2 separate regions of the Homo sapiens genome follow, and region 1 is linked to region 2. Evidence: chromatin loops called from intact Hi-C (ENCODE). Cell type or tissue: chondrocyte. All regions are shown on one strand. Links, peaks and the distances in the headings refer to the core of each region. The heading gives the core; the rest is flanking DNA. Region 1 overlaps CAMTA1 (calmodulin binding transcription activator 1). Region 2 overlaps CAMTA1 (calmodulin binding transcription activator 1).

Region 1 (15,287 bases), core at 4,892-12,891, 760 kb after region 2:
GGCCAGGCGCAGTGGCTCACACCGGTAATCCCAGCAGTTTGGGAGGCCGAGGAAGGCAGATCACCTGAGGTCGGGAGTTCGAGACCAGCCTGACCAATATGGTGAAACCCCGTCTCTACTAAAAATACAAAAATTAGCCGGGCTGTGGTGGCGTGCACGTGTAATCCCAGCTACTCAGGAGGCTGAGGCGGGAGAATTGCTTGAACCTGGGAGGTGGAGGTTGCAGTGAGCCGATATTAGGCCACTGCACTCCAGCCTAGGTGACACAGCAAGACCCTGTCTAAAGGAAAAAAAAAAGGTTCAAGAAATACCCTCTGATTGAGATGGGAGGGTTTAGCTAGGCTTTTCTGGCTTATCCAGATGCATCTAGAAAGTGACAGGATTGCTTTTTCTTTAACAAACTTGTCAGTATTGTCGTGGCCAGATAAGCAGCGCTGCCTTCTGGGGGGACCATGAGAAAGCCACCGAAGGCCCCATGCTCATCCCAGGGACACTGCTGCCTTACACAGGCCCCTGGGCATGTCCTATCTGAGCTCGGGGGGCAGAAAGCGACAGAGGACATTCTTAATAAGATGTGATGAGAAGGCGCTGACTGTTAAATGGAACTGATTTGAGACAAACTGGGCCTTTTTATTTTTGAGACAGAGTCTCGCTCTGTTGCCCAGGCTGGAGTGCAGGGGTGCGATCTCGGCTCACTGCAAGCTCTGCCTCCCAGATTCACGCCATTCTCCTGCCTCAGCCTCCCAAGTCGCTGGGACTACAGGCGCCCGCCACCATGCCCGGCTAATTTTTTTGTATTTTTAGTAGAGATGGGGTTTCACCGTGTTAGCCAGGATGGTCTCGATCTTCTGACCTCGTGATCCGCCTGCCTCAGCCTCCCAAAGTCCTGGGATTACAGGCATAAGCCACCACGCCCGGCCCAAACTGGTCCTTTTAGGTCTTCAGACTGAGAGATCTTTCCCAGAATACCTGTGGGCAGCTGGTGCCCAGAAGTTTGGGAAACTCCGCCCCAGAAACCAACAAGAAAGAGTGGACGAGCTGGATGGGGTGACAGAAGAGCTCTTCCAGGGAGGAGTTTCCAGAGATTCTGGGCACCAACTGCCCCCTGGGTATTGCTTAGATGGAAAGTGCCAGCTGGGTGCGGTGGCTCACGCCTGTCATCGCAGCAGTTTGGGAGGCTGAGGTGGGCGGATTGCTTGAACCCAGGAGTTCAAGACCAGCCTGGCCAATATAGTGAGACCCCATCTCTACAAAAAATACAAAAATTAGCCAGGCATGGTGGTGTGTGCCTGTAGTCCCAGCCTCAGGAGGCTGAAGTGGGAGGATCACTTGAGCTCAGGATGCAGAGGTTGCAGTGAACTGAGATCACACCACTGCACTCCAACCTGGACGATGGAGTGAGACTCTGTCTAAAGAAAAAAAAAAAAAGTGCTTCATTGCAGGGCTGTTTGTCAGGGGAGAAGACCACGGCTGAAGGCAGAGGGGCTCCAGCCCTCAGCAGGAGGAGCCTTAAGCCCTGGGAGCTCCTTTTCCCCTTGGGGAGAAGCGGGTGACCATGCCTGTGTTGGGGGCATCCCGCAAGCTGTGAGGGGGCAACGCGTGTTGGGCGTGAAGGAGGGAGAGGGCAGTGGCTGTGGTGCGAGGTCAGGGATGTTGGGCTGGAGGGAATTTGACCTCATGCCCGTGGTTCCCAGTTACACACATATCAGCTTATGTGTAGGTCAGAGTTTCTCAACCAGGGGTGATCTTGCCCCCTAGGGGACACTGGGCAATGTCTGAAGACTTCTCCAGGGGTCACAGCCGGAGGGGGAGGGGCCTAATGACATCTAGTGGGTAGAGGCCAGCGAGTCTGCTAATATCCCACATGCGCCGGACAGCCCCCACCACAGAACCATCTGGCTGCAACCGTCAGCAGTGTGAGGTCAAGAGAGCCGGGTGTCTGGGGCCTCAGTCTCTGCCTGCACCTGCGGGGTTGGGGGCGGCCCTGACCCTGGTGGGCTCCATGCCACCCTCATGCTGCCAGTCTCTGCTCTCCCCACAGAACCCCGACATCGTCCTGGTGCACTACCTGAACGTGCCGGCCATCGAGGACTGCGGCAAGCCTTGCGGCCCCATCCTCTGCTCCATCAACACCGACAAGAAGGAGTGGGCGAAATGGACGAAAGAAGAGCTCATCGGGCAGCTGAAACCCATGTGTGAGTGGCCTTGGCCGGCCTGGCGCCCCCACGCTGGGAACCAGGCTGGCATCAACCAGGCGGGGCCAGGAAGGTCCTCTGTGGCCTTGGGGATGCGGGTCCGGAGCCCCATCTTGCTGGAATGACAGTGGCACCGTGAGCTTAGCTTTTGCCCCACCTTCACTTGGCCCCTTGTAAGCTCCCTATACAACAGCCAGGGCACAAAATGCCAGGCCCACGTGACAGATGAAAAGAGTGAGGTTTGGAGACACAGAGCATGTAGAGGAAGAAGCAGGCCAAGAGTGGGCCAGGACCGGGTCTCCGGGGCCACAGACAGGAGTGGAGGCCGGCTGGGGAGGGAAAGTATGGAACAGGGGAGGGGTGGCGGGAGCGGACCCTGCCTCCTGCCTTGCCCATCCACGTGGGATCTGGGCTTAGCCACCACCTCCTGGACTCAGGGCCTGCCTCGGCTCCCAGGCTGGGTGGCAAATAGATGATGGTAATTGAGCTGGATTTCATTTTGTCAGCAAAGTGGTGCTTTCTGAAGCATCTGTCAGGTGCAAATCACAGAATGCAAAACACCGAGTGAGGCAGGGAAGCTGGGGCTGCTCCGTACTTTGTTGCCGTGGCCACAGCTCCCGGCAGCCGCTGGCGGCTCTCAGTGGCTTCTCCTGCCCCCTGTTCAGCGGGGCTCGGGAAAAACAAACATGGGTCTGGGGCTTTCCTGACCCAAGAAGAGCATGGGGGCTGTTTAGTGGTGGACACGTAGCCCACGGGGTTCAGGGACATTGATGGCCAGGGCTCAGGGCAAGGACCTGCCATCAGCAGGGCCTGAGGGGGTGGGTCAGTGGCTCACTCAGAAGCAGAACTGTCCCTGGAGCTGGGCTGGAGGGAGGAAGCAGCTGTTGGTCACCATATACAGCGGGGGGACTGAAATATTCTTTCTGCGGCTGGGAGGAAAGGTGAAGGTCCTGTGCCTGGGAGGGCCCAGGCTGAGGCTACGGGCACCTGCGGTGATGCTAATCCTGAGAGTCCCCTGGGTGCTCGGATTTAGGGATCTGCTCCCAGCCTCAAGGTTGGGGATGAGGGTCAGGAGGGACAGAGGGGTCTGTGTGGCAAGGGAGGCCCCCCAGTGGGTGACAGCCCTGCCCGCCAAGGGCAGGACCACAAGACTGAGCTTCCTCACGTGTCGTCCTTTGAGCCAAGTACCCCGTGGGGAGGTTTGGACCAGGCTTGCCTCAGTGCTTCTGCCTGGAACCTCGAGGCAGGCAGCCCAGGGACCTCCTGAGCTCAGACCACACCCAGTGGCAACCTTCTTAACTGCAGCCCTGACCACATCCCTCTCTGCTTAAAACCACTCAATGCCCATTCAATGCACGCTCAATGCCCAAGCTCCTGAGCACAGCCTGCAGCCCCCCCACCCGCAGCCCCCGGCCTCTGCAGGACTCTGCGCCCTTTCCACCTGCTGTAGTCCCCACTCCCCAGAGCCTGCTGCCTCTCCACCTGCCCCTCTCCCTGGCTCTGCCTGCTCACCCCACCTTTCCCTCAGCTCTCAGCCTCTCCACAGGCCCTCCCACCACCCAGCTGGGCCTTCACACCCCTGTGCCCTGGCCTCCTCGAGCCCCCACGGGGGAGATGTCAGCTTCCCGCGCTTCATCAGGAGGGGCCTCGTGAGCCTCTTCAAAATGCTGCCGAGCACCGGGAAGCATGGGGAAATGGCACAGCTGCCCTTGGGAAGCCCTCCGGCTCTCTGCACAGTGCTGGGTGTGCACAAGGCCCTGGAAATAGCCCTGGAATGGTGGGGGGGAAGGGACCTGCCCAGGGTCCTGAGCAGAGGACAGAAGCTGCAGTGTCCTGGCTCTGGGAGCCGGGGCTGCTGAGTGGCACTTTCCCAAGGGCAGGCCAGAGGCTAGGAGTCTGGGGCACCGGTGCTGCGGGCCCTGCTGTCAGGCCCGCCTGCCTGCCTTCGTACTCAGTACATAGGGGGCACCTCACTATGCAGGGCTGGCACCGGACACTGGGTCCTGCCTAGACCCCGCCCCAGGGGGCCTACTGATACTTTCTCTGCCGCAGAGCCTCAGCTGGGCCAGCGCTATGACTGCTGACCAGGAATGCTGGTGCCCCCTGGCCAGGGCGGTAGAAAGAGTCAGGGCTGGCAAGTCAGGAGGCAGGTGCTCATCCTGGCTTCATGGCTGCCCCTCTACACAGCCCCAGACCAATGCCCCACCCTCTCTGCACCCCAGTACCCCTTCTATAAAGGGGTAGCAAGAATCTAGCAGCCTCTGCCCTAAGACCAGCACTTCCAGCCATCTCAGGGGGCCCGGCTCAGCTCCTCCACCCCTGCACACCATGTCCAAGGGGCTGAGGCTGCCAGCCTGTCCCATTTCTTGGGAGGTGGAGTCACTCCAGAGGGCTCAGCTTGGTCCTGCAGAAGCTGCCATGGCTGAGTGCACTCCAGGCCTGCAGGAAGTAGCCTGGAACCTCCTTTCTGGGGCTTAGTCAGTGCTTTCAAAATTAGGGTCCTAAGTACTCTTGCCTTGAAAGGGTGACCAGGGTCCAGGTGCTTCTGAAGCTCCTCCCACCCCTCAGTGTTTACATTTAGAGGGGAGTTCCTGCTCAAAACAAGTCTTCAGTCAGGAGGAGGAGTTGCCTTCCTGGCCTTTCTGAGCCTTCTGTCTGCTTCTTCTTAGGTCACTAGAAGGAATTCCTCTTGTCAGATTCCACTGGAAAATGAGGGCCCCTTTGCTGGACAGAGGCCCCATCCATATGGCCGGGGAGCAGCCCCAATCCCCTGGGCCCCAGCAAAAGTTCCAAGAGATTGTGTGAGCCAGAGATTAGCCAAGGAGGTTCTCCCAAGGGAAAAGATGCCTTTCAAGGTGGCTCCTACAGTCAGAGGCTGCTAGCCTGGGCCTTCCCAAATTCTTCTCGACACACACAGACAGCCCTTCTCCTTCAGCCATATGCTCCCCATTTTTCCTGGAGCTGCCCATCCATCAGACAGGAATGCCACCTCCAGGCTGGGTGGGAGGAATTAGGCTTTATGAACTCCAGGGGGTGGAAACCAGTCCGGAGCCAGCCTCCAATGCTGAACTGGAGGGAACTGTGAATGCCTGCTCAAAAATCTGCAGTGCATCAGAAAATTATGTAAAACTACAACAAACTCCCCATAAATCTAATAACACTCAGCTCTCTGGTGTCTTGGGCTGGGGGAAGCAGAGCCGCACACAATTCCTTGGCTCGGGCGTGCGTGTGCACGGCTCTGACAGAAACACAGCCCGAGAAACAGCCCTGGAAATGCGGCTGCAGGAGAAGGCGCAGATGACGATCAGGCTTGGAACACACAGAGGGCACCAGCTAAGTGTGTGTGTCCGGGGACAGCAGAGGTGTGCTGAGAGCCAAGAAGACCTCAGATTTGATTCCAGAATCAGGCGGGTCACCCAACACTGGAGCCAAACACATTAGCTTCATCCCATTTTCACATAAATCGCGTGCCTTCGAAGACTTCACAGTTTGATTTCCTGATGTTTCCAAATTTCCCTGCCCGCCAGCGGAGTTGTCAGCGGTTTAATCACAATGTCGTGCTCCCCAGGGCTGAAGGGAGATGGGTCTGCAGCCTTCACCTCACCTGCTGTGAGATGGGGGCTCCGTGACCTTATGCCCTGGGAATCTCACCAGGCTGATTCAGAGAATCCCATCCTGGTCCTTGCAGCTGTGCCCTTTGGTCAGAAGGGGGCTTCCCTTCCACCTGCAATCTGAGGAATGCTTCCTTCAGATGAAAAAAAACACACACAGAAATAAATGAAGATAGCTGATAGGAATTCCCAGGACATTCCCAGAGATCTTTCCTGTCTTTTGGAATCCCTTCTGTAATCATGAGACTATGGGTCCTGCTGCTATGAGGAAGACCAAAATAACAGTGGCTTCAATGAAAGGGAAGCTCCTTTGGCTTTCATGTCACAGTTCAGGGTTGATGTGGCAGCCCCAGGGTCAGGGATCGGCCACCCTGGCTCCCTCCGGGTGGCTGCTCCCCATTCCTAGGGCTTTGCCTTCTTTTACATGGTCCAAAATGGCTACTCCAGCTCCTGCCATTGCAACTGCATTCCAACCAGTGGAAAGAGGAGAAAATAAGGTGGAGGGTGAGTTCCTTCCCTTTAAGCCCACAACTTGCATACATCATTTCATCTCTGGTGTCGTTGGACAGAATTTTGTCATATGGTTACTCCTAGTTGCAAGAGAGTCTGGGAAGTGTCGTTTTTTGCTTTGTAGTTCCATCCTAACGTACTTTGGGGAAAGAGGTTCTGCATGTGAATCATTCAGGGCTGAGTAGAGCTGTGCTTAGCCTGGGGTGCCCCTGTGGGCTTCAGCTTTCTGGCTTATAGTGCACAGAATTGCCCATCTCAGTCCAAGGCCTGGCAATGACTGTCTGAGGCGCCGTCTGAGGCCTGGAGTTTACAGTACGCAAGTGATCTAAAGCTTAGTATGTCTCATCCTGGAAATTCCAGGGTCTGTTCCAATGCAGCTGGTCTGAGAGAGCACCAGATTTGCACCCAGTAAACCCCCATAGTGTGAGTGAGGAGCTGAAGGGGGAGTCCTCTCCTCCCAGATTAGCCACTGAGAGATGACTTTGAGTGGAGTCGACTGCTCTGCCAGGCAGGCTCTGTGCTTCTGTCCTGCCAAGCTGGCAGGAAACTTGCTCAGTGATCTTGGGCTGCTCAGAGCCACAGTGGTTCTAAACTGCCATGCCCCAAACCTTGCACCCTTGGCTCCACTGGAACCTACAGAAAGCCAGATGGAACCGTTTCCTCGGAGAAGATCCTCTCCCTCTGAGCACCCGTGGCTTTCTTCCCTGCCCATTTCCTGGCAGCCCAGGAGGGGATGGCACGCCAGGCATTTCCCAGCAAGCTGTTGGTGAGGTTGTTCCATCCGGAGTGAGTGGCGAGGGCATGACTTCTAAGCTGTGTTCACAGCCCTTCCCGTGTGGTGATCTTGTCCCAGCTCTCCCACCTGGAGGCTCCTCTTGGAGTGCCCTGGCTGGCCAGATGGCCCTGCAGCCATGAGCAAGTCCTAGGCCTTCCTGCAGGCTTCGAAGGCCCGGAAATCAGCAGGCAGCTCCCCCAGCCGCCTCGGGGTTTAGCTCCACCCTGCCTGCCAGCCCCAGAGCTCCGCTGGCATCAGGCCAGAGTACTCAGGCCTCTGGGGCAGGTGTCCTCTGCAGCACTGGGCGGGCGGCAGGAGGGCTGGCTGTGGAATCAGCAGAGCCCCAGGGCCTACGCCCACACCACACAAGTGCTCTGTGCACCTCCATGCTTCTGCACGGGCACACGACGTATCCACAGGCACGAGTGTGTGGGGATTCAGCACCTCCACCCCCACACTTCCTCCAAAAGCAACCTCACCTCCATGGCAGGTGGTGGAGGCCATAGTAAATGTGAGGCCACAAAGGCCATGTTGAAAGTGGAGGTGGAGGCCATCCTGAATGTGGGGTGGAGGCCATAGTGAGTGCAGGTGAAGGCCCTGGTGAGTTTGGTGGGGGCCCTGGTGAATTGGGTGGAGGCCATGGTGAGTTGGGTGGAGGCCCTGGTAAGTGTGAGCGGAGGCCCCGTTGAGGTGGATGGAGGCCCTGGTGACTGCAGGTGGAGGCCATGGTGACTGTGAGGGTGGAGGCCATGGTGATTGTGAAGGTGGAGGCTATGGTGAGTTGGGTGGAGGCCCTGCCCTGGTGAGTTGGATGGAGGCCATAGTGAGTGTGGTTGGAGGCCACGGTGAGTTGGGTGGAGGCCCTGGTGAGTTGGGTGGAGGCCACGGTGAGTTGGGTGGAGGCCCTGGTAAGTTGGATGGAGGCCATAGTGAGTGTGGTTGGAGGCCCTGGTGAGTTGGGTGGAGGCCCTGGTGAGTGTGACTGGAGGCCCTGTTGAGGCGGATGGAGGCCCTGGTGACTGAGGGTGGAGGCCATGGTGACTGTGAGGGTGAGGGCCCTGGTGAGTGGTTGGAGGCCATGGTAACTGTGAAGGTGGAGGCTGTGGTGAGTTGGGTGGAGGCCCTGGTGAGTTGGGTGGAGGCTCTGGTGGGTTGGGAGGAGGTCCTGGTGAGTGTGAGCAGAGGCCCTGGTGAGGTAGAGGCCCTGGTGACTGAGGGTGGAGGCCATGGTGACTGTGAGGGTGAAAGTCATGGTGAGTTGGGTAGAGGCCATGGTGACTGTGAGGGTGGAGGCCATGGTGAGTGGGGTGGAGGCCACAGTGAGTTGGAATGGAGGCCCTAGTGAGTGTGAATGGAGGCCCTGTTGAGTTGGGTGGAGGCCCTGGCAAGTGTGGGCTTGCTTGTGCTGTCATGGCCCCCACAGTCCATCTCCCCTAACACACTGGTCCTCACCTGCAGCCTGTTGGTTTTCCAGGGGCCAGGGTGTCAGTCCTGCCAGCCTTCAGCATCTGTAAGGCAGTGCTGCCGAGACACCACACCGTTTCCAGTACCGGGCCTCGGATGGGGTGGCTGCAAACGGGCCCCTCATTGCTGAGCAGTGGCTGCAGTGGCAGAGAAATCTGCTCAGAGCGGCTGCTTAGCCAGCACCTGCTCTCCAGGGACCCAGCTCAGGCTGGGAGAGGTCGCAGAGCCCAGGATCCCCAGACCCCCAGCCTCCCTCCCTCTGTTCCGGAGGCCCTCGCTGTTGCCAGTACCCAAGCCTGGGGTTGTATGTTCAGTGCGCCTTTTGTTTTCTCATAATTTTTCAGACAAAGACCAAAGATCCAGAAGGGGGGGGGGCTGTGTTTATTTGTTTTGTTTTTTGCTTAGATTGTAATCCTGGTGATTATAGAATATCAAGAAGGAAAATCAACAAAGCCTTCCTTCCTGGGGCTCGCGGAGCCGTTCCTGGTCGACCAGCGCCACCTGGTGGCCAGTGGCAGCGGCCCCGCTCGGAGATGGGAGCCCCAGGGAAGCCTGACTCCCCGGTCCAGGCCACCTGGAGCTTGCAGGCGGGGGCCTGTCCCACCCGCGCCTCTGGACCTGGTGTCTGAGATGTGCTAGGAGGCTGTTTGGGGACCTGCTCTGTAATTCTGGAGTGGTGGGGCTTGGGGTGGGGCTGGAACTAGCAGCAGGAGACCCTAGGGAGAGGTGCCTGTGCCCACCTTTTTTCCTCTCCAGCTCAGTCGATCCTGATCCAGTATCACCTGGCTGGCTGGGGACGGCGGGCTGGGAGCTCCGAGCCTGACTAGGAACAGGTATCCCTAAGGCTCAGCCAGAGCCCATCGAGGAAGGACAGCAGCCAGCCTAAAAGTCCGGACGTAGTGGCTTACGCCTGTAATCCCAGCACTCTGGGTGGCCGAGGCAGGAGGGTTACTTGAGCCCAGGAGTTCAAGATCAGCCTGGGCAACATGGCGAGACCCTGTCTCTACAAAAAATAGAAAAATTAGCCAGATGTGGTGGTGCACACCAGTAGCCCCAGCTACTTGGGAGGCTGAGGTGGAAGGATCACTTGAACCTAGGGAGTTCAGGGCTGCAGTGAGCTGAGATGGCGCCACTGCACTCCAGCCTGGGTGACAGAGCAAGACCTTGTCTAAAGAAAAGAAGAGAGAGAAGAGAAGAGGGCTGGACATGGTGGCTGACACCTTTAATCCCAGCACTTCGGGAGGCTGAGGCAGGTAGATCACCTGAGGTCAGGAGTTTGAGACCAGCCTGACCATGTGGTGAAACCTGTTTCTACTAAAAATACAAAAATTATCTGGGCATGGTGGCAGGTGCCTGTAATCACAACTACTTGGTAGGCTGAGGCAGGAGAATCACTTGAACCCAGTAGGTGGAGGTTGCAGTGAGCCAAGATCGTGCCATTGTGCTCCAGCCTGGGCAACAGAGTGAGACTCCACCTCAAAAAAAAAAAAAAGAGAGAGAGAAGGGAAGAGAGCTGCAAAAACTTTTCCCCCATGGAGCTACAGGTGTGGGCACAGTAAGGAGTGGGGGGATCAGCCCCGGGTGGGAGAGAGAGGGGGTGTTGTTAGAGGGACTCTTTCTGGCCAGCAGTGTTCACTTAGAGGCGTGTTCCAGGGTCACTACCTCTGAGCAGAGACTTCTGGGATAGGAGCAAATGGCTGAATGTCAGGAGTGAGCTCGGGCCCCCCAGGCCACCCAGTTCTGGGGCTCAGAGGGAGCCGAGCCGGCTGCAGTCTTACCCTGGAATCCACCAAGGTCCCAGAAAGCCTGAGCAGAGACAATGGTTCCCCCTCAGAACCACCTGGGAGGGGCTGAAAGGCAGGCCCTTCCCCAGACATTCTGACTCCCTGGGTCTGGAGTGGGCTCCAGACACTGAGTTTTTTATGAAGCTAGGTTCTTGTGCTGGGGTCCCCAGGACCATACTTTTTAAGGAACCCCGGCCTATAGCAGCCTCTGGCGAGAGGCCAGCCAAGAGCAGGACCAGCACCTCTTTGGGCCACAGGCCTCCTTTCTCACATCCAGGTGCGAGGAGGGCAGGCGTTGGAGGCCACACGGAGCTTAGTGTAGCCACACTCCCAGAGGAAGCCAGTCCCCAGCATGCACTAAGTACTGGGTGTACCATTTCTGGATGTTCCAGGACTGTGTGAGGACTTTCCGTAGACTCTGGGTTAAGAAATACGACTCTAGAAGTTTCCTTGTTTTGCAGCTGAGGTGTTGGTGCCGGCACATGGTGGAGCCTTGCCAGACACTTGTTGACTTGCACTTGTGAGAAACCCTGGAGTTGCATAAGAGGAAGCACATCTGTGTCCCCACGGCAGCCCAGACAGCAGCTCGGTCCCTGAGAGCAGAGGCCCGGCTCCCTGCCTGCATCTGCGGGGCCTGGGAGTCATGGGGGAGGCAGCGATAGCGCTGGGGGTTCCTGGAGAGGATTTCCTCTGCCTTTTACCCTTCCCTTTGGGAAGGAGCTGCTGCCATGAGGAGCAGGCAGGGCAGGTTCCTGGAATCTCCAGGTGGGTCCCAGCCCTCTTCCTGGCTCCTGCCAGAATGCCTGCAGCCCCCTTCCAACCTGGCATGGAGGACAGCAGAGGGTGGGCACGGAGAGGCTGACTTGAGTGTGGGGCTTCCTTCCTACTTTGCTCCAGGATCCAGGTTTGTTTTGCAAATGTTGGTTTCTCACTCCAGCTAGTTTTATGGAGCCGATCCGGCCCCCAAGGAGGACTGGAAGAGAAATACTGCTTTTGATTTCCTGTCTCTCCTGGCGTCTTGCTGCCCAGGGCCGCTTCAAGGCCGCATAGCTGCTTCCGTGACAGGAGATCCCCCTTTTGTGGAGTGCGCCCCTGTGCTGGTGTTGGGGATACAGGACCCCACCGACGTCCTGGGCCCTGACTGCTATGCAGAGCTGATGCTGAGCCCTGCTAGGTGCCAGGGAGTGGTTCTGTCAAAGTTAGAATTCATTGCCAACATTCAAATCTCCAGATTTTCAGCCTCTCTTTAAAAATGGAAGGCTCCAGGCCAGGTAGTTGGGAGCTCAGAGGCGGCTGCTCTGTGGACCGAGCCTGGCTTCCTGCGGCGCTACCTCCCCACACACCAGGAGGCACCTGAGTCCAGGAGGCCCTAGAGCAGTCTTACCAGGAGCAAGATGGAAGCATCCAGAATCCCACTTGGTCCCCCACCCCTCTTTCCAAGTGGCCTGGAGGGGCAGATAACCCTGAGGCTCTGACGCTGCCAGGCGGCCGGCACTCCTAGCGCACTCACACTTCACCCACGGTGCAAAGAATTCCCAGCCTGGTAACAATGCCGCTTCGCACATCAGGAGAAGATTCCGAGAGCCTCAGGATGGCTCTAAAGTGCCACTTTGTATGTCACTGAGCACCTTGGAGATTTCCTGTGAGGCCAGTTACAGGGGTAAAGGACATGCCACCCCACACGCTCTGTATTTCCTGATGATGGAGTCACTGGCCGGGCTGGAATGGCGCCTCTCCCTACCCCTCATTGACAATGTCTGTCCCACTTGCAAGAAGAAAGAATACGGGAAGGTCAAGCTCTCAACACCCTGGCAGTCTGCTGGACCCTCCACCCCCGCCTTTTCCAGAGGACGTGTGATGTTGGGACGAAGCCCATGCCCCCTGGCAGAGGGAGGACTGTGATGCCCCAACAGCGAGCACCAGAAATGACAGGCTCACTGGGGACACGGCAGATAGGTCCCCGCATGTGCACACGGTGGGCGCACACTCCATCCCGTCCCCCCTCAGCCTCTGCGCTCCTCGAAATGAGATTTCTGAAAATTTTGTCCTCAGGACCAATAGGCGAATGAGAGTTGAGTGGTGAGATCGGGAAATTGAATAGTATGTGGGTGTCTGGATATGAGAAGTTAAATCTAATGAAAATTTCATCCAGTTGAACCAAGAAATCAGAAACAGGGCCTTTATTCCTGTCAACAAGAATACAGTGAAAATTAAACCAACCCGGCTGCCATTTCCCATTGACCTTGTCGCCATGGAGACAGCCTTCTAGTGTCAACAACACCGAGGACTCCGAAGGGGCCTCATTCACTCCAGGAGAGGCACGTGGCCGCTCCCTCTCCCGTCCGCCTCCGGCACGTGGTTCATAAGGAGAGCAGCCACACGTCCAGGGTTGCTGGAGAGCAACCCAGCCTATACCAGCACCTGGACAAATGACCACAGCACCCTTTGTTGGCTCCCAAGGTGACCTGGCTTGACTAGTTAAATGGCCACCCTCTTTCTGGGTCTTTCTTGGGTGGCAGGGTACCTAGGTGGGTGGACTGGACGAGCCCAGATGGAGGAGGAGGACAGGGCCCCCCACAGCCCTCCAGAAAAGGACACTGCCCCTCGTCCTTGCCACCTGCTCATCACAGCACCCAGAAATCTCTTCTCATGCAAAGGAAGGCCAAGCGTCGATTCCAGCAGGTGCCGCCTGTACAGTTACCATGGTGACCAAAGCTCCAGGTGGCCTTGCCCTGTCATCCTTCCAAGAGTTACTGCCCCACAGAGCAGAGGGGACAGGTAGCTGGTTCTCACCCGTTCCAGGAGCCACCAGGGGCTGAGGCAGACTTCTGGAGTTCTCTCTGTCTCCTCGTCCAATTCCTTTCCAAAGTCTTCCAGGCAGGACTGCGGAGCAGAGAGCTTCCCCTCTTGTGAGGCTTTCCACCCTGGCCTGGGCAGATCTCCTGTGGATGCCATCACATCAGAATCCAGGGGTGGGGCCACCTACCTGGATAGGGCCCAGTGGCATACAGTCAGGTGAACTGGCAAGAGGCAACCACTTTCCAGATGAAGAAACTAAGATCCAGAGGAAACAAAGATCTTGTTCTAAGATCACACAGTGCATGAGGGAAACAGCTGCGGCCACATGGGGGCCCCGACCCCAGGCCAGCACGGTGCTGCCACCCGGTCTCCCACTGTTTCTAAATTCTCGCCTCTTCTTCCCACATAGCCAGCACAGGGCATCGCACTTGGAGGTTTTCCCTGCCCTTTGGGAAAGCCCCACCACTGCATGGGACAGCCATGTCAGGAATGAAAGACAGCCAAGACGAAGCTGCCCCTCAGCCCCCTGCCATCCCTCAGGGGGTCCCCTCCCACCCCCACCATACCCCAAATGAGGAGGCCCTGTCGTGGAGCCAAGCATTGCCCCCACACATCCTGTACCGTCTGGAATGAACCCTTCTTAGCTTCTTTGGGTTTTTATAGAAATTCCCCCCAAATGCACCTCTAACCAGGCACAAAGCCTGCTGCCGTGACAAGACCAGCACATGCCTCAGGGAAGCCCCAGCTCCCAGGCTTGGATGCAGCGTTGCTGAGATGTCCTCCTTGCAGCAGCCTCCCAGGTTTTCTTCCCCCTTCCTCTCCTGCTTGCTCTGATTTTCCAAGAGCAAGTCCCCATCAGGCCCTGCCTCCCAGTTCCTCCCGTGGGAGGCTCAAGGACGAGTTTCTTCTGCCCTGGTCTGGGTGGCTTGGCCAGATGAGTGACAGCTGACCTGACCCCGAAGTGAGGAAATCCCAAGTGGGGAGCCAGGGACTCGGGAGCTTCTGCCCACTAAGGCCCCAGCCAGCAAGGCCTGGCCCCTCTGAGACAGCCCAGCATCTGCGAAGTCAGGGAGGGCAGGAGACGAAGCTGGGCATCAGCTTGGGATGACAGCATGTGGTCCAGCACCAGGACCCTGAGTTTCCTGCACAGTCACCAGCCCCTGGTGAAGGGGCCGAGGGAAACCAGACTTCCCTCCAGGAAGTGAAGTGAGTCTTGCTGCTCACGGCCAGCACCCTCTACCTCCAGATGGGGTCGCTTTTCTCCTCTGCCCACCACCGAGCTGCTGTCCAGTCTTCCTCACCTCCTCCTAGGAGCTGGTCCTGGCAGAGCTGAAAGCCAGGCAGGTCGCCCAGTGGAAAGAGCTTGAATCTGCAGCCCCTCCTCACCCCCTACGCACCTGCTGTGTGACCTTGGGCAAGTTACATAACTTCTCTGAGTCTCGGTTTTGGCATTAATAAAATGGGATAATATATTCTGCCTCAAGGGATCACTGGGAGGTTAAAGATGTCATCTCTAGACCTGAGCTTCTCAAACTTGAGTGTGCCTCGAAGGCCTATTAGGACGTGGATGCTGGGCCCCAAACCCCAGCGTTTCTAATTCTGCAGGTTGGGGCGGGGCCTGAGAATGTGCGTTTCTAACAAGTGTCAGGTGATTCTAGTGCTGCGGGGGCCACACTTTGAGAACCACTGCTCCACAGGAGAGTGTCTGGCCCCGTGCCCTGCCCACAGCAGAGGCTCAGTGGAGTACATAGTATTGTTATTATTTTTTTCCCCTTCTTTTTTTGAGACAGGGCCTCACTCTGTCACCCAGGCTGGAGTGCAGTGGCCCGATCACAGCTCACTGTAGCCTCGACCTCCCTGGGCTCAGGTGATCCTCCTGCCTCCGCCTCCCATGTAGCTGGGATTACAGGTGCCCACCACCACACCAGACTAATGTTTTTATTTTTTGTAGAGACTGGGTCTCGCCATTTTGCCAAGGCTGGTCTCAAACTCCTGGGCTCAAGTGATCCACCCTCCCCAGCCTCCCAAAGTGCTGGCATGAGCCACCACACCTGGCCTTGTTCTTTTTTTCTTTTTGGAGTCAACATATGAAGATGCTCACATACTGCCTGGCATGGAGGATATGTCCAATAACTATCATTGTTTTTGT
Region 2 (15,099 bases), core at 1-8,000:
CTTCCAGCTCATCCCATGAAAACTCATGAGCACAGTGTGGAGTGTTTTATCTACAGCCACTCCCTTTTTGACCCTTCCCCCAAAATAGTGAGGGAGAGAAATGAAAGAACAGATCTGGGGCTTGCCTTCAGCTTCACTGTGCATTTTTGGTCATTTTGGTCATTTTAGAAGTCATCTTTCACTTGTTAGGATGTTACATTAATTGGGAGATGCTAGTCGTTTTGTTCATGGAAACCAGAGTATCCCTTTGAAGTATTATATTCTTCTAATCTATGAAACTGGCCCAGGAAGTAACAATGGGAAGTGCTGGAAATGGAATTTAAGAAGTCCACCTTCTTAGTCCTGTGCTTAAGCAGAGAGTCTCTAGCAGGGAGCCTCTGCAAGCATTGTGTTCTGTTGTATCAATATGTACTTAGATATGTTAATCTGAATTAGGGAGTTGATTGTACATAATGACTCCCCTGGGTTGCTATGTTAGAAGAAAACCCAAAACTTAAGTAGTTTGCTGAATATGCATAGTAAGTAAAAAAATTCTTCCAAAATTAGTGTTAATTGAATCTGAGCCTTGATCTTCTTTGAACCTTTAATTTTTTATTTGATCTTTTAAAAAAGTTTTGTGGCCTCTTAAAGATAAAACCTACAACCCAATAAAAGTCATGCTGTAACGATTGCAAAAAGACCATTGTATGAGACCCAGTTTTGGATTATCATAGGCGAAGAAGTCAGACATATATGGTTGTATGTACATGTGTATAGTATGTGGGTGGGGGTAGATACATACCTGTTCATCTGTATACGTATGTGTGTGTTTAATATATACTTTAGTTTGCCTTTACCCAGATGTCTCCTCCTCTCTCTGCCTCTGGAAATGGGGCAAATTTTTCTTCAGTTAAAAACAGAAATAGAAGCGACGGTTTTGACCCATTTTACACCTATTTATTTCAGGCTCTCACCACACACTTGTTCATGGGCGCAGCAAAGAAGAGGGATCCACAGAGCTGGAGCCATGAGGGCTGACACATTGGAATGAAAGCTGGCAGAATTCGTAGGGAGAGCTTTCCCATCCTGCCAGCCCCATGTCTGGCTTTAAGACAGTTCTATTAGTGAATTAACTGTTCTCAAAACCCCAAATTAATTTGAACCGAATGTTACTAAAAATGAAATAGAATAAAGTGACCTACTCTTGCCTCATCCGGAGTTATTACGAAGGAGCTCCGCAGCCTGACTGAGCTCTGGAGAGCAGGGCTCTGTGCACACGCCTCCTGGTCCAGAGGCCTCCGTGACCATCCATGATGCCACTCTGTCCCCTCAGCAAGCTGCCTTTTTCTTCCTAGCACCTGCCCCAGCGGTGGTATGTTTTCCAGTCAGTTACCACCTGTCTCATCAGAATGGAAGCTCCATGAGAGCAGGGCCTTTGTCTTGTCCCCTTGTATCTTCAGTGCATAGGACAGTGCTGACACAGTGCAGAGTCTAAATAAACGCTGTTGAACGAATGTGTGGGTCACTTGCGTCGCATCCTTTCTGAATGTTTTTCCTTTAACTTGCCATTTATAAATACCTTTTCCAATGATAAAGCAGTGAAAGTTTGGAAAGAAGCATAAAGCTTTTGTTGTGATTGAAGTAACTGGAAGCCTAGTTCAGGGTGCTGTGAGAAGCTGGAGCATATCAGGACTTTGGAATTATGAATTACAGACTTACTATATGTGATGGTATCGGTGCCTCCTGAAGAAGTAGAAGACAGAGATGCATAGAAACATGAGTCATGTCTCTGGAATACTGTAATATCGACATCTAGTGAGAGTCTAGAAAGAAACATGGAGAAATAAAAGGGAGGCAGGAAACAGGCAAATACTTAGTGGTTCTCAGTTATTTAAGGTAAATTTTGGCATCGAGTAAACAAGATAAATCAAAATATTTTCTAGATCAAGTAGGCATTAACAAAGATATAGAGGAAACTTGGAGGCGATTACTTAGATAATACTAACAGAAGTACTTTTGTTCCAGATACCTCCACAGATGCCATGGTTACCCCGTCTTTATTCGTTGTGTGTTGGCATAGGCCAGAATACCAATATTGTTCTTAAAAACCTTTGAGGAAGTTTTTCTTTTTTTCTTTCTTTTTTTTTTTTAAGCAAAGAACAGAAACAAAACCAAGGAGACAGTATCCTGTGATGTAGGCTGTTACCTCAAGGTGAGTTTATTTGTAGCACTAACTTGTAACGAATTGTTTAAAGAACTGAAACTTCTTTTTAGGTATAGCTTATTTGTCAGATTTTGTTCATTTCAGTGTAAACTTCAGTTATTTATTACACACTGAGGGAAATCAACTAAAATCAGGAAAACCAATGTCCAATTGAACTTGAGTTTTATTTTGCATAGAGAAGTAACCAATATTTCTGATCAAACCATTAAAGCTGTTTCAGTTCCTTTTAAATAAAAGCAAAGGCTAAATTTTTTACATACCACAAAGCAAAATAAAACGAAAAAACCTTTGGTCATGATGCATTTTTTATTCAACTGATTGCTGAATTATTTTGATTATATAATCTTACACTCTTATGAAAGTATAACAAGTATGAATTTTCTGAGGTGAAGAAATAAATGTAGAAAGCAGTTAATGAGGCAGAACTCACAAATCTGTATTTATAGTTTCATGGCAAATAAATCATAAGCAGAGGATACAGATGTAAAGAAAAATTCTTGATTGCATTCAAGAAATGCAAGGTCGAACTAACTTTTTACTGAAATGGAATTGTATCGCTGCTCAGAGGGATGTGGGGAGTAAAGTAAGTGGGATGTGCTTAGAACAGCAAGCTAGGCCGCAGTGCGCACTCGTCAGTGTCTGCTGCTTGTCTTACGAGGATTCTAGCACAGAAGATTAAATCATGTTTTAATCATGCTTAATAAATGGTACTGTAGTTTTATTATGGTTAATGTCCACTTGTAATTCAATGAAGAGTGGCTTTTTAAAGCAAAGGAGAAATCAGCATGTTTTTCTTGGCGCTCTTATATTGTGTGTGTGTAGAAGATGCTGGGATGGGTTATCCATACGACAACCCCTGTGACCAGAGATGCAGGAGCACATGCATCACTCTTAGTTTTATTTTATTTGTTTTATATGTTATTTTCATAAATCTGAAGGTTTGATCAGCTTACTGTTTTTAGTATTTTCTGCTGCTGCATGTGTGTACCTTTAAGTTTTGTAGAATTAAATTGAAAATTTTGACCAGCAAATGCTTAAAGCCACTGTCAAAATTACATAGTTAGCACTTCATTGATTTGAAGGCTAGTTTTCATTCAACATTCCTGCAGTTTGTGTGTGACCTGATTTTAAAGAGCAGTTCCATGAGTTAGTGCCCTCTGGTGGCACACAGAGGACGTCAGGCAGAGAGGGACTCTGACCCAGGAGCCTTCCGGAGGCTCTGCTGAAGAGAAGCCAGTTTATGACTGGCCCTGTAATTTCATATTTTTTCATGTGTTCAGTGCTCGTCAGTTTCCTACTCCATTAAGCCATGGCCCTGGCATTGACTCAGTACCAGCTTTATAGCAAGTCTTCAGCAGCTTAGGTTGTGAGGGAATTTCCAGGTGGACTTGATATAAGAAGGGATTACCAATGTTGAGATTTCCCATGAGGAACCAGGACATCCATTTTTGGATGCATCTCTTAGCTCCTTTTGAAGAGCAGACCATGTCACTTCCTGGGTTAAGGAAGGAAGGCTCCCTGATGGCCTTTGAGTGACTGACTGGCACAGCTTGGGGTGGGCCTTCAGTGGGTTAGTCTTTGATAGGCCTTTGTTTCCCATTTTGGTCTTCCCTGGAGGGCAGCCCACCTTGCCCACTTAGGCTCTTGGACAGTTTTCTTTTTTTTTTTTTGTTGAGGTGAAGTCTCACTCTATTGCCCAGGCTGGAGGGAGTGCAGTGGTATGATCACAGCTTATTGCAGCCTTGACCTCCTGAGCTCAAGTGATCCTCCTGCCTTAGCTTCCTGAGTAGCTAGGACCACAGGTGGGGGCCACCATGCCCAGCTGATTTCTTAATTTTTCTGTGGAGTCGAGGTCTTGCTATTTTGCCCAGGCTGGTCTTGGAACTCTTGGCCTCAAGCAGTTTTCCTGCTTTCCTCCCCAAATGCTAGGATTATAGGTGATGAGCCACCCTGCCCAGCCTGCTTGGCCAGATTCTGTACTCTTTAGGCAGACCAAAAACTGAATCCTGTCATCACTCTGAAAAGTTGTGGGACCTCAAGAAAGTCACTCTTTCATGAGTTTCTTTAGCTGTGAAATAGTCACAGATTCTAAGCTGTCTTTTGAACCTGTGTCAAGAGAGAGTTGTGAGGATGATGTGAGATGATGTGTCTGAGAGTCCTGACACATTGACCTATGCAGACTGCTGCTAAAGACATTTCTCTTTCCTTCCTCAAAGGCAAGCCTCCCCACCTTGATTAGAAGGTCATTAAAAAGGAACTTCATTTGACAATAATCCCATATTTATAATGAAGTTGCTAAGATAGTTTGGAGTGCCCATAGATCCCTTACCTGGTTTCTTGTGCAATCCCCACTTTTATACTGTTGAGTTTCCCTGATGAGTTTTCATATATATAATCTCTGTGAACTTGGATCAAATTTGGCTTAAATGCCTATTTACCACTTTGCTAAGACAGAAATGTTTGCGCTCAGTCCCTGAATTCCATTGTAGATGTGTTGGCATTTGCTTCCAAACCATCCTTCTGGTTTTAGCTTGCCCTGTGTCTGTGGTCATTTGACATTAGAATAGCCTTCTGTGATCTTCCGGGATCTTAACACCTAAATATTTTCCCTGCTTGTACAGCTAATGAGTTGTGCAGCCTAAGGAAACATGGGGTAGTCAGTTTTCATCAGTATTTCAACTAGGCGTTTTTGCCATCTCATAGCTACTTCTCAAGCAATTACAATTTAAGTCAAGGTAGTAGCACCTGCATCTTCAAAAAACAAAACAAAAAGTTTTTTATCTTCAGAAATAAGGAAAGAAGCTTATTGGACTTCCCAATAGAAAGTCCACCAGCCAATTTTAATACATAAATAATCTATGATTAGCATTAGTATATGAAAAAAATAGTAGCAGCTCAGATTTTATGTACTTCTGCAGTTTAAGAAAGTGATGCCACAGACAACATCTCATTTGGTTTCTTAGCAACCCTGAAAGACCAGCAAGGAGAGCTTCGTCCCTCCCTTTTCATGAACCTGAATGTTGTAAGGGAGGCCAAGGAGTGGCCTGGTGAGACTGCACAGCCAGAGTTAGAGCCCAGGTCCACGTGAGTCATTGTACAGACACATCCTGAGCACCAGCCCACCCACTTCTGCCATCAGGAGGCTTTGAAACTGCTGTGGTTCCCCTCTTAAAATGGCTAACCTCTACTTCAGCAACCTTATTTATGCATTCATATACATAATCATTCTTTAAAGTCTAGTAGACAATTTTCACATTTTGTTTCAGCCCAGATCTTTACTAAATTTTGTGAGATCAGCATTGTTGGGCTTGAATTAACCAAACTTCGCCATACTGTGCCTTCAGAAATCCCAGATTGGGCGGGTTGTGAGTTCATCTCATCCTCTTCCTGACATTGACACTACCAGCACCATCAGCAGGCTCTGGGATAACTGCGGCCCCCTCTGAGAGGCTACATCTTGTTTGCGATCTGTGGGTTACATATTGTGCTAGAGATAAACCTTGACAGTAGAGACGTGTGACATATTTTTTACAAGAGTCACTGAGATACTTGAATGAGAAGATGATGTAGTTTGAAAAAGTGATAAATGGGCCAGGTTCTTGAGAAACTAGCAGAATGTCTTATTGAAACCTTGGGATCCAATCTGAAAACAGAAATGAGTCTTCCAAGCAAATTTTTTTCTTTTCTTTTTTTTTTTTTTTTTGCAAATGTGGTGGGGGTAGATGCTTTTATATAAATTCTATACCTGTTTCTGTGGTATAAAAATCAAATTTTGTCCTCTTTTGCCTCGGTTGGTTGGTTTCATTTTCAACTAGGTCTCCGTTTCTAACAGCATCTCAGGTAACTTTTCTGAAAAATGTGGGTTCAGAGGAGCTCATGTGCTGGTGGCTGTAGTGGCAGCTAGTTCTAGACTATGAGATCTCAGTGACCACTTTGGTGGGTGTTTTGTTTTAAATCAACAATAGAGGTGAATCTGTACTACAAAGTAAAATGTATGAGTAGATAGGTTTTCATGTTTTGAAGTTTTTTATCTTCAGAAATAAAGAAACAGCCTCATTAAAGAACTGTTAAAAAAAAAAAGAGCTGTGGCCGGGCGCGGTGGCTCACGCCTGTAATCCCAGCACTTTTGGGAGGCCGAGGCGGGCGGATCACGAGGTCAGGAGTTCGAGACCAGCCTGGCCAACATGGTGAAGCCCTCATCTCTACTAAAAATGCAAAAAATTAGCCGGGCATGGTGGCGTGCCTGTAATCCCAGCTACTCAGGAGGCTGAGGCAGGAGGTGGAGGTTGCAGTCAGCCGAGATCGCGTCATTGCACTCCAGCCTGGGCGACAGAGCAAGACTCCATCTCGAGGAAAAAAAGAAAAGAAGAAAAAAAAAGCTGTTTGTCTGTTCTAGCCTGGCACCTATGAGTTCTGGAGCAGCACCCAAAGCCAGTTCCTGCTGGCTTTCCTAGGAGCCTCTTTGGCGTGGGTGGGCGAGCTGCTCCCTTGCAGCAGTTTCAGATGTCACTTGAGAAAAATATTTGTTGTTGTTTGGTTGCCCTCTTCAGTTGTGATGCTTTTAGGAAGTTAGGAAACAGATGAGACAGTCTGGCTGGAATAAGAGGGTGGGTAACCACTGATCTGAGATCATCCCTGTTGATTAGGTTTGCAGAATTCTAAATGGAGATTGTAGCTTCACATGCGCACTGAGGGGGTTGTGCGTTTTCATAGGCTTATGTTCCATCGGGCTTCTGCATGATCTTGGAAGAGAGAGACTAGGTGTGGTTCTTGGCTCTGTTGGCTGGTGGGTTTAGCTGTGGATCACTTAAGAGACCCATAATCCTTGCTTTTGTACCGTTCTGTATTCCGTTTGTCAGGCTGCGAGGGAAGGGGGTTTGTGCTAATTTGTATCTTACTGACCCTGACTGGAAAAGAGATTAAGATTTTGGTTGTATAATTAACATAAATGACCAAAAATATCAAGCCCACTCCTCACACAGGTGACCCAGGCATCCAAATATTTACTCCAATGATTAGTGTCTTTCAGCTGTAGATGGGCACTTCTTTCCTTTCCTTTCTCCTCTCTCTTTTCTTTACCCACCAGATAGATTCACACTGAAAGATTAAAACAGGCTGTGGGATTTAAATGCTGAAAATGAAGATTGATGCTTTCAGGTGCCTTGTGGCAAGCACAATTAAGTGAACGGAGAACTGGGGCAATTGTTTATTTGAAGGTTGGTGTGACATATGAATGAACTTATTTTTTCAGTACCCACCCATCTACCCGGAACTGAAATAGGCATTTGGAGTAGGTTTTGCATTTTAGGTTCAATTTTAAGAACCAGCCATTCACTGTGAAAGCGAAGTTGCTGGGAAGTTTGTTTTAAGGATGATGCCACCCTCTATTTCTGTGAACCCAGTAAAAATAGCATGGAATAAAATTTAATTATGCTATACTGAATATTTCATGTGGAATTAAGGGGCAAAAGCTGCCTTTAAAAAGCATTAGGTTTGGAAAGAATAAAGGCTTTGTAGGTTCTTTGGAAGATACTATAATTAAAAGATTTGCTCAAATGTATTTTTCCCTTTTTGAAGAATTTAAAGAAATCCATCCCTCCCTTCCTAAATTGATTACCTCTCAAGCGTCAGCCCTTCTTGGCAGTAAATACGGTGAAGCTGCCGCTGTGCTGATTTGACGGCTTCTTTCTGTTAAATGTAAAATAGTTTTTTAATCTTCTGATTTAGATGTTTAATAGAAAGTAAACGTTTGACTTGCTTTGGTTTCTGCTGAACCTGTATTTAAATCCACACAAACAGTTTGAATAAAGTGAAAACATCACTGGACTAGCTATTTTAAACATTTCAGGATATAAGAATGCTAAATGGGGGTTCCTTTTAAAAATAGAAATGGCGGCTTGCATTTACATAATTACTGCTAACTAGCACAACATTTTAAATGGTGACAAACTCAGGGTAGAAAAAGTATCTGTTTTAAAAGCCTGGTAAAAGGAAGCAGAAAATGCTCTGTGAGCAGCTGCTTCAGATGGAGGGTCTTTGCAAAGCCGGGAGACCAAGACTTTTCAGTAGGGAGGGCGAGGTCAAGGGAGGAGGCAAGAGGTAGCTCAGGCAAACTACTTACAGGCCCTGAGCCTGTGTGTGGGCCTGAACTCACCCACCTTTCATTTTGGAGCATGATTGTCTAAGTATTAACACTTAAATCTGCCTTGGTGTCTGTCCGGACAGGGTGCAGTGTTCTCTGTCCGCTGTTAAAAGGTGTCAGGTGAGGGTTGAAGTTCAAAGTTGGTGAAAGAGCATGGAAGAATATTTATGAACATGAAGGCTGAGATTCACTTAACACAAACTCATCAGTAGTTCAAGCCAGAATCTCAGGCCTGTCCTTGATTCTGCCCTTTTTTCCCCATCCCAGACACCCATCTTTCTCCTTCCAAAATACATCCATCTTTGCACATCTCTGCTAGTACCACCCTAGTCCAAGCCACCTTCTTTTCTTTGCCTGGAGATCTGTCACATTTTCCTGTGTGGACTTCATGTCTCCAGTTTGCTCCCCTTGGAATAGATTCCCCATGCACTAGCCAGGGCAATCTATGAAGAATGTAAATAGGATTCGTTCACTAGCTTAAACCCTACAGTGACTTTCTATCCATTTGGAGTCCGGTCAGCATGAATAATCTGGCCTCTGCCTCTCCATTTCCTACCAGGTGCCTCTTCCCTCTAAGCACCCTTCCCATACGGGGAATCCATCAAACATGATTCTTTTTTGCATTCGCTGTTTTCTCTACCTAAAATTATTTCCTCTCCTCCCCATCTTTGTTTGCTGGCTCCTTTGTGTCATTCAGGGCTCACCTCAAATGTTATATCCTCAGAGAGACCCTCCCCCGATAGCCTGATGACAGGTGATAGTCCCCTGTCACTCTGTCATGTGGCAGTGTGGTTTTTTTCGTAGCATTTATTACTGTCTGAAATTGTCTCTTCTTTTTCTTTTTGTCCTCAGCTCTTCCCCATCCTATTAGCTCTTTTAGGGCAGGGGGCCCTGTCTATCTCCTTTTCAGCTATGTTCTGAGTAGTTAGATGTACCTGCAAGTGCCTAGGTATCCATTGATTAAATCAGTGCAGGAGCGGAACCCTGCAGATCACTAATGCCCAAGAAGAGCTCCCACTTGGTGGAACTAGCTGCCTAGAAGCTGCTCCTCAAATTCTTGCCCACATTTTTTTTGAACCGTTTGGGAAAAAAACTGCTCTAAACTTTGCCTTTTAGGGTTGAAAATTGAAATTTGGGGATTCACAGAATGCTTGTACTTAAACAGAATCAGCCTGTGTCCCTAGAAGGACATGAAATTCCCCTAGTTCACCCCAAATGAGATGAAAATATAATTTCCTAGCATTCTTGGTCCATAGTAGGAGTTCACCAGTGGCGATCTGCCTCTGTGTCCTTCCTGGGGCAGTGGGATGGCACTGCTTGCCTTTGCTGAAGACTGAATTTGAATTCCCTCAGATCCAGCCTTCGGAGCCAGATAGCATTTTCTGTGATTTCTCCTGTGGCGTGTCTGGCCGGGATGCTTTCTGTGTTGAATGTTCATTTTGGGGTTAGGTAGCAAATCTGTTAAGATAGAGATATTTGCGGAAATCTAAACTTTGGTCAGCCACTTTTCGTTTCATTAGTTTTCCACCTGGCAACATCCAAGCGTTCAGGAGGAAAACATGGTAATGGCTACTGATACCTAGGCAGTTGTGATTCCTTCCCTAAAGAAGCTGATGCAGAGGGTTCAATTAACTACTTCTGAGGAACCCTTTGCATCAGCTTCCTTAGGGAAGAAAAGAATCACGTTTCCAACTCACTGAGTCTCAAATGTATTATGCCACTCCAAGCTGTTTGTTGAAGTATTTACTTTGGTCTTGAATATACTCGTTGGGGACTGGATTGTAGAACTCAGGAGACCCATCTGCTTGGCAGAAGCTCCCCTGTGCAACTTTTCATTCTTGTTGCTGTCTTTATCAGGGCATTATTACAGTGATTGGGTTGTGCAAGGAGAAACAGTAACTTCCCAGTTAATTTATAGTGAAATGGACCTTTTTAGAACTGAGACCTAGAGATAAAGCCATGGAGCTGGAGGATTTCAGTTGCTTTTGAGTGAGCATCAATTCATTAGACTAGTTTTAAGAGAACCTCTCCCTTCTCATGTTTGACCAGAGCTGAAGATGCCTCGACTCTGCCTGGTTCCCCACTTGCCTGAGTAGAGAACAGGTTCAGGTAGGAGGGAACAAACAGGTTGAGCACAGGCAGAGTCAGGAAAGGGCCTGGCCTGTTCAGGATCAAGATGTGTGAAATGAAGGTGGGAAGATGGGGGTGGAAAATGGGTTTTGACCAACATATGGATGGTCTTGTGTGCAAGAAGCATGTAAGCACAGCAGATTGTGTTCCCATGGTGACAAGCTGCTGAGCCACTGTGTGTTTAGGGTCAGTGTGGGGCGGGGAGTAGTGTTGGAAGTCCATGTCAGTCATTGGTTTCCTAGTTAGTGCAAACTCAATAAGCCTGTATTTACTGGAAGCCATTTTTCTCATATATACACCCCCAGATTGTATATCGCTTTTCTGATTTGACTTTTTGGCTGATTGCTTTTGAAGTTAATGTGGTTTAGTCAACTGAATGTTCTAAACATCTCCCTTTACCTACCTGGTCGGTACTCCTGGTGAGTTTTTGAAAGGCAGTGTCTTTCCCACAGAGATTAATTAGAAGTTAGTGTGTGCAGTACACTTGACCCTATGTTTGACACACATTCAGTATATGGTGGTGATTATTTGTTTGAAAATGAAACAGAGCTCTCTGATGGAACCTGAAGAAGTGGGATTGGCACTTCTAGATGGATATATGGGTTGTGTTTAACTGCTTTGAATGTTAGTAAGGGAAAAGTATCCACTTACTATTGTTCATTTCTTTTTTCCCAGCCTTAAGAGCCAAAATGATTTTCTGCCCACAAACGTCTTGGTTTTCTTTTTCTAGCCTGTCTTTTCATGGCTAAGATATTTGCAGAAATTTCTGGCTAGCCACCAGTCCATAACTTTTTCTCTTCTTTGCAGACACTGTGTTTAGTGGTATCTGAAAAACCCTACGAATCCAAAGTTGTTTACCCTACGAAAGTTGAGATTCCAGTTCATTTGCTAACCTGCAGTTTCTTATTTCTTGTCTTGGTACTTCAGTTGGCTCATTAAATATTTCTTAAAATTGGTTGAGGAGCTTAAATATTTGTTAAAATTGTAATGTGTCCTGATTTAGAGGAAACTAATTATTATGTACATCTTACTAGATCCATCTGTTGCCCATTCCTCAGATACAGTGATAGAAGGAGAGAGAAATTCTGGGCCGGGCACGGTGGCTCAAACCTGTAATCTCAGCACTCTGGGAGGCCGAGGCAGGCAGATCACGAGGTCAGGAGATCGAGACCATCCTGGCTAACACGGTGAAACCCCGTCTCTACTAAAAATAGAAAAAATTAGCTGGGCATGGTGGCGGGTGCCTGTAGTCCCAGCTACTCGGGAGGCTGAGGCAGGAGAATGGTGTGAACCCAGGAGGCGGAGCTTGCAGTGAGCTGAGATCGCACCACTATACTCCAGCCTGGGTGACAGAGCAAGAGCCCATCTCCAAAAATAAACAAACAAACAAAAGGAGATAGAAATTCTGTCTCCAGGCAGATAAGTTATAGTTCATAGAGTGTGAGAGAATGGGCTCATAATGGAACAGTTATCCTGGGTGGAGTTGGTGCTTCGTGATGGTACAGATGCTTTCCAGGGATATGCTCAGGAAAGATACTGGAAAGAGATTTTCCTAAGTCTCATCTCAAATGAGCTTTGCTTTGCTTCAACTGGCCTAACTCAGCAGGCCCAGCTAGCCTGATACCAAGAAGGACCTCCAGCCTCTTGTTGCCTAGCCGACCTCCAAACAGGTAGCTGGCCAACATGGGGCCCCCTGGTTTGTTTTATTTTGTTTGATTTTTTTTTTCTTTAAATGGAATAGATGATCTAGACGTAGCACCAAGGTGCCCCTGTCTTCCATCACCTTCATGTACCTGAGTACCCACAAGCTCGCCTGTGGATCTGTAGGAAAACCAGGTAAGTCTCTAGGATCTGTGAGGTCATCGGTACCGTGGATGCTTCTTCAGGGTGGGGAGGGTTTGCTGCCATTGATAGCCCTGCACCATCATGGAAGCGTGCCCAGTCTGTTTCCCCATCTTTGATGCACTGTGGATGATAAATAATCATCACTGCTGTGTGATGGCTGAGAGGGATTCCAGCCAGTGTGTGCTAGGTTATAGTGTTTTCCTGATGGATGGAGCCTATTCTGGGAAGCAGCTTATTGTCTCACGTGAACAGGCTTTCTAAAATAAATGACTGCTTTCTTAATATTTTGAATCCTTTTCTTCAGCACATGTTTTGTTGCCGTGGTTTGAAAGCTTGCCAAATATATGCCTTTGCACAACTCCCTGTAGGGCTGGGTATACAATCAGACCAAACAGTGTGATTTAAGTTTGAGCATAATTGGGAATTCAGCAATCACTTGCCTTGCATTTGATGGAATGGCAGTGGAGTGCTTGAGAGTTACTTCGCTGTTAAAAAATTATATGTGTATAACGCGCACGCGCGCGCGCACACACACACACACACACACACACACACACACACACACAGAGTTTCACTATCTCATAATAAAGTTGTACCTGAAACCACTGGGCAAAAATAACACTAGCATGATAAATAATTGCTTGATTTTTGTGATGGAGGCAGGAATTAACTTCAACAAATCATAGCAGTTGATACTGTAGATATGACTGAGGACTTAAGTTATATAAGGTTGTGGAATGGAAGAAAATCACGTGGTGGCAGCAATACATTTTAAACACAAGCCCTTGTCAAGTCCTTCATCGGTTGATCTGTTTCCTTGTTTCTGTGTACTTTAGTAATTGAGCCATAAACTTGGTGAACTTGGTGTTGCCTCTGTGTTATACAAGCATCTTTGGATTTTACATTGCCAACACTGTGCGTGTTTGTTGCTGTTGGATTGTCAGTTACCTATAATTGAGACCTTTTCGTGTGTCTCTTTGCTGGTGGGAAAAATGCTGTCAACAGCCCCACTCCCTGCAGCTCTTTGAAAAGTCACATGTGAAATCCAGAGTTTGTTTACCAGGCTGAAAGAGATCACTTTACCAGAAGCTTACAGTAAATATCCAGGTGATAGAGCCTGGAGATACTAAACATATGCTGCTTCATTGCTTGGTACATTGGTAGTCATCAGGCCTGCCACCAGCACTGCAGACTGCACAGGACACAGAGGTGGTGTGTGGAAGGGATAACTTTGAAACTGTGTGTAAGTTATCATAGCCACCAGAGTTTCTTGATGGTGGCCTCCCGTTCCCGTGCAATGAGACAGCCTCCTGTCATCCCTTGTAAGATGGTGTTAATCTGACAAGAAAGGGAAGTAAAAACTCTGAGGTCAGAATTCTTAAGTTTTTTTTTCTGGAATTTTGGACACTTTCTAATAATTGAAAAGCACCTGTCTTTTGGAGTTTTAGACAGTCAAATTAATCTAACTCCAGAATTTAGCCTTTATTTGCAAACAACATGATTATGAAAAACCCATGGAATCTATATAAAAAAAAACCCAAGCACCTATGAGAATAAATGAATTCAGCAAGACAACAAGATACAAGATCAATTGTATTTCTATATATTAGCAACAAACAATTGGAAGAGGAAACTTAAATATCAGTACCATTTACAGTAGCTTCAAAAACTTCAGATACCTTAGAATAAAACTAAGAATATGTGTAAGACCTCTATGCTGAAAACCACAAAATATCTGTGAGAGAAATTAAGAGAAGATCTATATAAATGGAGGGCTATACCATGTATTGAAAGACTAAATAGTAAGATGTCTGTTTTCCCTAAATTGATTTATGAATTCCGTGCCATCCTACTCAAAATCTAGATAAACTAATTGCAAGGTTTTTATGGAAATGCAAAAGATCTAGAAAGACCAAAGCAGCTTTGAAAAAGAGCAAAGCTAGGAGATAGCCTGATTTCAAGACTTCCTGTAATGCTACAGTAATCAAGACAGTGTGGTATTGCAAAAAGATGGACATATAAATCAATGGAACCAAATAGGGAATCCAGAAACAGATCCACACATAGATGCTCAATTGGTTTTTGACAGAGGTGCAAAGGGAATTCAATGGAGAAAGGATAGTCTTTTCAACAGATTGTAATGGAACAACTGGACATTCATGTGCAAATAAAATGAACCTCAACCCATACCCCATACTGTATATAAAAATTAACTCAAAGTGGATCATAGACCTAAGTTTAAATCTATAAGCCTTCTGGAAGAAAACATGGGAGAAAGTTTTCATGACCTTGGGTTAGCAGTGATTTATTAGATATGGCACCAATTGTGCAATCCATAAGAGACAAAACATCAGACTTCCTAGAAATTAAAAAATCCTGTTCTTCAAAAGGTACTGTTTAGATAATGAAAAAACAAGCCACAGACTGGGAGGAACCTTTGTAAAACATACGTCTAATAAGGGATCCATAATGTATGAAGAACTTTAAAACCTTTAAAAACTTTAAAACAACCCAATTTAAAAATGGGCAAGAGAGTTCTCTAGACATCTTAGGATACACAGATGGCAACTAAGCACATGAAGAATGTTCAACAGCGTTATTCATCATTGAAATGAAACTAAAAACCACAATGAGATGCTGGTACACAGTTACTAGGGTATCTTCCCAAAATAAAACCAAAAAGACCCTGGTAATACCAAGTGCTGGTGAACATGTAGGGAAACTGAAACTCTTGCCTGGTGCGGTGGCTCACACCTGTAATTTACCCAGCACTTTGGGA

Evidence for each region. Peaks named below come from ENCODE experiments on the same cell type or tissue, not always from the same donor. Only the 100,000 strongest peaks of a DNase experiment are listed, where the experiment ranks them.
Region 1: a loop joins it to region 2, with 8 times the contacts of the local background. A loop is called at or near these places in 3 of 110 quality-filtered maps.

What each region holds. Positions count from the first base shown.
Region 1 is chr1:7,638,359-7,653,645 of GRCh38, forward strand. It overlaps CAMTA1 (calmodulin binding transcription activator 1), which reads left to right. Exons shown (of 23, transcript NM_015215.4): 7 at 2,042-2,195. Among named protein-coding and RNA genes, the nearest start is that of VAMP3, 130 kb to the right of the region's middle. RefSeq lists a silencer at 2,060-2,200 and enhancers at 2,097-2,597, 3,699-4,667, 5,453-5,953, 12,345-12,846, 12,847-13,346. In chondrocyte, for the core only: CTCF peaks have their summits at 9,058 (motif pointing left) and 9,287; no DNase peak of the experiment used is centred there.
Region 2 is chr1:6,886,709-6,901,807 of GRCh38, forward strand. All of the region lies in intron 3 of CAMTA1 (calmodulin binding transcription activator 1), which reads left to right. Among named protein-coding and RNA genes, the nearest start is that of CAMTA1, 110 kb to the left of the region's middle. In chondrocyte, for the core only: CTCF peaks have their summits at 1,786, 1,987, 3,377 (motif pointing left) and 3,616; no DNase peak of the experiment used is centred there.